2 separate regions of the Homo sapiens genome follow, and region 1 is linked to region 2. A link is an interaction called in ENCODE POLR2A ChIA-PET data of the cell type or tissue named here. Cell type or tissue: K562. All regions are shown on one strand. Region 1 has its middle 17 kb from the start of ID2-AS1. Region 2 overlaps LOC105373411 (a long non-coding RNA gene).

Region 1 (4,000 bases), 66 kb after region 2:
AAAAAGCCGAGTTGGAACCAGGGCAATGAACAGGACCAAAGAAACTCAAGGATGGAAATGGTAACAAAAACGCAAAGCAGAACTCAGTCACCATCAAAACACAAAGATCACTTCAATTTAGTATTTTTTAAATGTGTCCTTCATTCTAATAGTATATGGTTTACATACTAAAGTGAAAGAACTTATTCATTTTGATGATAAATCATCATGTTTTTCAATGAAACATGTGACAGGTTAATTCCTGCAGTTTCTGCAATGTCCCCAACAGTTAGGACCTCCATTCTATCATAAAATGGCCACTTTTCATCACCGTATGGCCATGACTACTGAAAAACACAAAATGTCAGGAAAAACTAAACCGCTGCTGCTGAGTGCCTGATGAGCGCCTGAAGACAGTGGCTCACAAGTGGTGTGTGCTTAAGAATCAGCTGAGGAATCTTGTCTAAAATGCAGGTTCCAAAGCCACACTTCCAGCTATATGAGGCTGTTCTCACACTGCTATAAAGAACTGCCCGAGACCAGGTAATTTAGAAAGGAAAGAGGTTTCATTGACTCACAGTTCAGCATGGCTGGGAGGCCTCAGGAAACTTACAATCATGGCGGAAGGTGAAGGGAAAGCCAGGCACCTTCTCCACAGGGCAGCAGGGGAAGAATGAACGCAGGAGAAACTACCAAACACTTATAAAACCATCAGACCTCGTGAGAACTCACTCACTCTCAGGAGAACAGCATGGGGGAATCCGCCCCCATGATTCAATTACCTCCACCTGGTCTCTCCCTTGACACGTGGGGATAATGGGGATGATGGGGATTACAATTCAAGATGAGATTTGGGTGAGGACACAGCCAAACAATATCACTACCTCCGTTAAAAAGCTGAGGGTCTGCAGAGTGTTTCTCCAGGCATGATTAGAGGAGTGCCCAGGAATCTTGTGAAAATTTTAAATTCCTTGGCCTACTCCCTACTCTACCACAGATTCTGATAGGATAGGCAGGGGTGGGGGCGGGTCTACAAATCCATATTTTCCAGAAGCTTCCAGGCCTTTCTAGTGAGGTTTTCCTGGCAGAGCTTTCAAGAACACAAGAGTAAAATCCCATTACCAGCCAGATGACCATCAATTCTGAGCCAACATGAGAAGGTTGTTTATGGGTTTTTGTTGTCCCGCTCCACATAAGAATAACTTTCCTCACTATTTCCCTCATACTTGACTGAAAAAAGGGAGCGGGACGGGTGCCGTGGCTTTGCTCCTTGGTCTCTTGGCGGCTCTGCGGCCTCAGACGTGTTGCTCGCCTCTGCCTCTCAGCTTCTTCCTCACGTCACACGGAGCCTGAAGCACAGCTGCTTCCTCAGGGCGTGCTCAGGGCTAAAGGCACACCTCTTGCCAGCCCAGCCAGTGCCTGATGCCCTCCTGCTCTTTGCTATCAAGTTCTAATCCCTGTGAGCAGAGAAATGAACAGCAAACTCCATGAAGGGGACTTAGCATCACCGCTCGAGGGGAGAGTGAAAAACTACTCACACTGCCGAGAAAACTTCAGGTTAGCTGAGCATCAGCCATGTGCAGGCACAGACTTCAAAGACCCAGGAGAGGCTAGAGTAATTCCAGCACTTTGGGAGGTCGAGGCAGGAGGATCACTTGAGCCCAGGAAGCTGAGGCTGCAGTGAGCTATGATTGCACCACTGCACTCCAGCCTTGGTGACACAGCAAGACCCTGTCTCAAAACAAGCAAATAAACAACAACAACAAAAAAACATCCAGGAGAAATGGAGTGTGTCGTCTTCATGGAATGAGAGCTGGAGTCACGGGCCCTGGAAGACAGGCATGACGTGGGGAGGAGCTGGTCTTTAGGCAAGGGAGCCCCCAGCCGGGGAGGTTCCAAGCACTTGTCACACATCCGCTGACTTACCTTAAGGGCACAAAGAAGTCATGTAAATGCTTCAGACTGTGTTACCTCCAGTTTTCAAAGTAACTGACATGCCACAGACCACAGATGGCAAATGTTTCCTCCACAGGGCCTATCAGGTGACTGTGGCTGCCCGCACACTGTGTTAAGAAGGATTGTGGGCCGGGCGCGGGGGCTCACGCCTGTAATCCCAGCACTTTGGGAGGCCGAGCCGGGTGGATCATGAGGTCAGGAGATTGAGACCATCCTGGGTAACATGGTGAAACCCCATCTCTACTAAAAATTACAAAAAATTAGCCGGTCATGGTGGCAGGTGCCTGTAGTCCCAGCTACTCGGGTGGGGGAGGCTGAGGCAGGAGAATGGTGTGAACCCGGGAGGCCAAGCTTGCGGTGAGCCGAGACCACACCACTGCACTCCAGCCTGGGCAACAGAGCGAGACTCCATCTCAAAAAAAAAAAAAAAAAGGATTCTGAGCAGCAGTAAGGCCCCACCAGGCCTGCGTGAAGAGCGGCCACCCTCGGGCCCCGGGTTTGCCATTCTCACATTGGCAATATCCATGAATTCAGGGATGTGAGTGAGCACATCTTCTGACACGTTCCTCCAAAAAGTCAAGGATTCACCCTGGTAACTCTAAGTCCTCTTGGGGCAGAAACTCCTTTGACACTCAAAACACAGGTCCTTTCTCCACTCACACAGAAGAGTTTGCAGGCAGTTTCCTTCAGCATACGAACCCCAGATCTGATACAAAAGGACAAATCCTGTATGATTCTGCTTATATGTGGTACCTAGAGTAGTCACGTTCGTGGAGACAGGAAGTAGAAGGGTGGTTGCCAGGGGCTGCGGGGAGGGGAATGGGGAGTGGCTGTTTCATGGGCAGAGTTTCCATTGGGGAAGATGAAAAAGTTCCAGAGGTGGATGATGGTGATGGTGGCACAACGTGAATGCACTTAATGCCACTGATTGTCCATTTAAAAATGGCTTAAATGGGCCAGGCGTGGTGGTTCATGCCTATAATCCCAGCACTTTGGGTGGATCACGAGGTCAGGAGTTCGAGACCAGCCTAGCCAACATGGCGAAACCCCATCTCTACCAAAAATATAAAAAATTAGCTGGGTGTAGTGGCTGGTGCCTGTAATCCCAGCTACTCGGGAGGCTGAGGCAGGAGAATCGCTCGAACCTGGGAGGTGGAGGTTGCAGTGAGCTACTGCACTGCAGCCAGGCCACAGAGCGAGACACCATCTCAAACACACACACACACACACACACACACACACAAGGCTTAAATGGTAAATTTTATGTTATACACATTCAAGCACAAGTTTTTTTGAAAAACAGCAGATCTGCAAAATGCCACTCCTAGGTCTTGTAGCTTTGTTCTCACACTGACGAGCATGCCAGTTTGTCTTTGCTGGGGAGTTGATCAACCCTCAGGGTTCCCTGTGCTTCCAGCAGTACAAAGGCCCAAGCTGTGTCTCAGACACCAGGCTCATAGCTCCCTGAGGCTGACCCCATTCGTGATCCTGGATGGGCCACGCAGGGTAAGGACGACTGGGCTTTCTACCTGAAGCTCTCGAACTGCACTCATGTTCCATAAAGAACCTCATCTCATCTTCCGAGGGGGGCAGGATTGTTTCTGCTGGCATTTGGTGCCAGGATCCCAGGTTGACTCCAGTAGTCACAAGTCCCAGGTTTTCTCAACTCTAACGGAGGAGCCCAAGCAAAGGGACACTCCCAGAACACCCGGGAGGCTTATCCTTCCGCCGCTCCTTTGGTTTTCCTTGGACTCTCTGCTTAGAAACCTACAACGTGAAATCCAGTCATGGAAGCAGCCACAGAACAGTTGTTTCTTTCTGGTCAAATTTATTACATGATAAATTAGTATATTGTTATACAATCATTTCAATATAGAGTGTATAACAGCATGCACATCTCTGTCCCCCAGCCCAAGAAACAGCACATTCAGCATGCACCACTGAAGCTCCTGGAGTAAACCTCCAGCCCTGGTCCTCGGCCCCCGCCTGGAGAAGTAACCATGTGGATTCAGCACTCCTGGCCCTCCGCACTGCTCCATACTTTCATACTCACGTTGGAAACAAT
Region 2 (4,000 bases):
CTGTGTGTGGTGTGTGTGGCAGGTATATGTGGTATGTGTGTATGTGTGTGGTGTTTGCGTGGTGTATGTGCGGTATGTGTGTTGTGTGTGTGTGTGTGTGTATATGTGTGGTGTATGATATGTGGTAGGTGTTGGTGATATATGTGTGTGATGTGGTACATATATGGTCTGGTGTGTGTATATGTGTGGGGTGTGTGTGGTGTGGGTGTATGTGGGGTGTGTGTGTTGTGTGCTGTGATGTGTGTGTGTGATGTGGTGTGTGTATATGTGTGGTGTGTATGTGTGGTGTGGTGTGTATGGTGTGTCTGTGGTTAGGTGTATGTAATGTGCATGTGTGGTGTGGTATGTGTGTATGGGTGGGGTATGTGTGGGGTGTGTGGTGGGTGTATGTAATGTATGTGCAGTGTGGTGTGTGTGTATACATGTGGTGTGGGGTGTGTGTGTGTGGGGTGTGTGTTGTAGGTGTATGTAATGTGGGTATGGTGTGTGTGTGTATATATGTGGTGTGTATGTGTGGGGTGTGTGTGGTAGGTGTATGTAATGTGTGGTGTGGTGTGTGTGTATATGTGTGGTGTGTATATGTATGTGTTGTATGTGTGGTGTGTTTGCATGTGTGGTGTGTGTGCACTCATGCACACTTACACAGTGTGTGTGAGCATGTTGGCCCTGTGTGGCTCTTTGCGTGTGAGTGTGTGCCATGTGTATGAGCGTGTGTGTGTGTGTGTGAGCCTGCTACCATTGTGCCTGTGATATGCTGAGGAAGCCTGCAGAGAGCAGGACTGGGGTGTGGATTCCAAGTCTTGGCCAGTGCACAGCAGGATGGGGACCAGGGAAACCCCTCTCCTGAGCCTGTGCCCTCTCGAACATAGGGGCAGGTTCGCAAGGACCAGAAGGGATCTGCCTCCCATCTGCCACCGCCCCATCAAAGGCAGAGCTGAAGTGAGATCAGTTGGGTTAGGGCTCCACGGAAAACCAGGTAAGCCCCAGGGACCACAGGCCGACTAAGGCTGACAGCAATTAGCTGATTAGTGAGGGGCAGAGGGCAAATCCAGTTCCACAATCAAGGACCATGAATGCAGAACTGTCAGTGGATCCCATGGGGGTGGCGCAGGGGCATGGAAATGCCCTGGCTCAGGACACGGAGCAGCCAGGTCAGAGCCCAGCTGAACTCTTAGGAGCTATGTGACCCTGGGCTGTTCACTCACCCTCTCTTGGCCTTATTCCACTCGCACACTCAGATGCTATTATAACAAGCAGTCCCTGGACAGCAGTCAAGTCCACAGAGGGGCTCTGCAACCCATGACATACTACTCAATTGCTAGTTTCCAAAAAGTACCTGGGGGCTGATCCAAAATGTGGGAATGGCAGGTCCCAGCAGAGAGAGAGAGGCACTGGTAAAGCCGGGAGAGTGAGGCCGCCAGGCATCACCAAGGGCCACACGAACCAGGGAGGAGTGACAGAGGCAGGAGAGGAAGCTGGGGGACAAGGCCCAGCAGAGGGCCCTTAGGCTAAAGGAGGCCGTTAAACAGAGCAGGAGATGGGACAGTCAGCACTGGGACGAGACATGGGGGCTGACTTGGAGACAGTGAGACCTGATAGGAAGACATCACGCAGGAGTCCTGTTGCATCACTGTGAGTCACTCTAGGAGGATTATGCAACATATGATGAGTGTACAATATTAGCCGGGCGTGGTGGCTCACGTCTGTAATCCCAGCACTTTAGGAGGCCGAGGCTGGTGGATCACTTGAGGCCAGGAGTTTGAGACCGGCCTGGCCAACATGGTGAAACCCCATCTCTACTAAAAATAAAAAAATTAGCTGGGCATGGTGGCACGCACCTGTAGTCCCAGCTTCTTGGGAGGCTGAAGCATGAGAATCGCTTGAACCTGGGAGTCAGAAGTTGCAGTGAGCTGAGATCGTGCCACTGTGCTCCTGCCTGGGTGACAGAGAGAGACTCTGTCTCAAAAAAAAAGAAAAAAAGAAAGAATATGCAATGTACAGTGAGTATGAAATATACGACGAGTATGCAACATAAGATGAATATGCAACATATGATGATTATACAATGTACAGTGAGCATGCAATATACAATGAGCATGCAACACATGAATATGCAACACTTGAGTATGCAACATAGGATGAATATGCAACACATGAATATGCAAAACATGATGAATATGTAACATGAGTATGCAACATGATGAATATGCAACATATGGACATATACAATGAGTCTTCAATTATGATGGATGCAACATGTAAATATACAATATATGAGTCTGCAATATACAATATACAAGGAATATGAAATATGAATATGCAATGGATGAGTATACAACAGATGATTAGCATACAACATGTAATAGACAAAATGCAATGAATATACAACACACGGTGTGTATACAACATACGATGAGAATACAACATGCAATGGCTCTACAATATAGAATATAAAATCCATGACGAATATACAATATACAACGAATATACAATACACAGTGAAGGCCTGAGCCCAGGTGGTGGGAGTGGGAGCAGAGTAGAGGCTGGAAAGGTCACTGGGGAGAATAACCAGGACTGGGCTGCAGGAGGATGTCGGGCTTAAGTGACGGCGACTGGAAGCAGGACTCTCTGCTCTCTAGTTTGGGAGACAGCCAGGGCTGCGGCGCCATCTCCAAGACGAGGAAGATGTGGCCTCTAAGAACAATTAAACCTTTCTGGAAACGTTTCTACCACTTCCTGGAAGCCTTCCGAGGATCCCACCTCAGTCTTCCGGCCGCCGGTCCATCACTGGGGCTAGAGGATTTGAGGAAGCCTCACCTGCATACAGGTCAGCTGGTTTGTAGGAAAATATCCTGCCCATGTCCCCTCCGGAGGATTAACCAGAAAAAGGCATGTCTGCTGCCCCCTCGGGGACGCTGGGGCAGCTTGGTGGGAAGGGTTGGGTTCAGAGGGCTAAAAATGGGCCACAGGTGCTCCTAGAGGCCACCATGTGGGAGAAGCCAGACCCAAGTCCACTGGGGCAAGGGGAGGGCCTGGGCGCAAGCAGACACAAAGTCCAGAAGGCAAAGGCAGGGGCACAGGTGGGAGGAGCCCAGGGTCTGAACCCCGGTGAGAAGGCCAGACGGTCAGAGAGGGAAGGGTCTGGGGCAGGCCCACCATGCCTGTCCCTTCCCAGGGAGATGCCACCCAAAGGGGCGGGGCTTGCCCCTGGTGCCCCAGGTGGAAAGCCCCAGTCAGAGCTGCAGGAATCCCATCCGGGCGTGACTTCAGCACTGCAGCCCCTCGGCCCAGCACTCTCCACAGGGCCTCCTGCACACCCTCTGAACAGAGGCCCAGGACGGGGCCCCTTCCACAGCCAGGCCCAGCATCAGCAGCCCGAGAGAATGCTATGCGTTCCCAGCAAGTGGGGAGCCGCCCCTGGCTTTGGATAACTTGTCCCAAAGCCCCTTGCTTTCTGACAAGAGTACCCCGCTCCAGCTGTGCTCGGTTTTACCTCCACAGTTCTCCAAGCCCTCCAAACTCAGACCCTCCCACCAAACCCATTTCCTCTCGAGGGTCTCATGGTGGTGGTGAGAGGGCTGAGGTCCCACTCTTCTAAGGAATAGAGTGCAAACACCCTTCTGGGCCACAACTGCCTAAGGTCGGCTTCACTGGAAATGATACAACATTCGAGGCCCCCAAAGTGCTCTGACGCAGTGGATTCTTGATAAAGGTCTTGGAGAGTGGGTCCCCCAGAGCCGAGGGCACCCCCTCTGAGGCAGGCTGGACCCATCCCACGCTGGGCTCAGAAACCTTCCTCCAGACAGTGCTGCTGAGCCTCGAACCCAGGCAGCCGAAGCCATTACATGAGAACCGTGGGCCTGGGCCCGGTGTCCACTCTGGGAAAATCCACAGAGCCATGGCCGTGGTGACAGGCAGCCACCCACAGCCACCGCAGGGACGGGAGGGGAGCAGTTATGGGCTGGTTACAACTTATGGTCACAGAAAATAAAACGGGGAG

The links. Peaks named below come from ENCODE experiments on the same cell type or tissue, not always from the same donor. Only the 100,000 strongest peaks of a DNase experiment are listed, where the experiment ranks them.
Region 1: POLR2A ChIA-PET joins it to region 2 with 5 read pairs; 6 of 35 experiments call an interaction of 5 or more read pairs at or near these places.

The regions. Positions count from the first base shown.
Region 1 is chr2:8,662,893-8,666,892 of GRCh38, forward strand. No RefSeq gene overlaps it. Among named protein-coding and RNA genes, the nearest start is that of ID2-AS1, 17 kb to the right of the region's middle. RefSeq lists an enhancer at 1-557. In K562, no CTCF peak of the experiment used is centred here; no DNase peak of the experiment used is centred here.
Region 2 is chr2:8,596,846-8,600,845 of GRCh38, forward strand. LOC105373411 (a long non-coding RNA gene) reads right to left here. Exons shown (of 3, transcript XR_001739274.1): 3 at 2,024-4,000. Among named protein-coding and RNA genes, the nearest start is that of LINC01814, 15 kb to the left of the region's middle. In K562, no CTCF peak of the experiment used is centred here; a DNase peak (open chromatin) is centred at 1,586.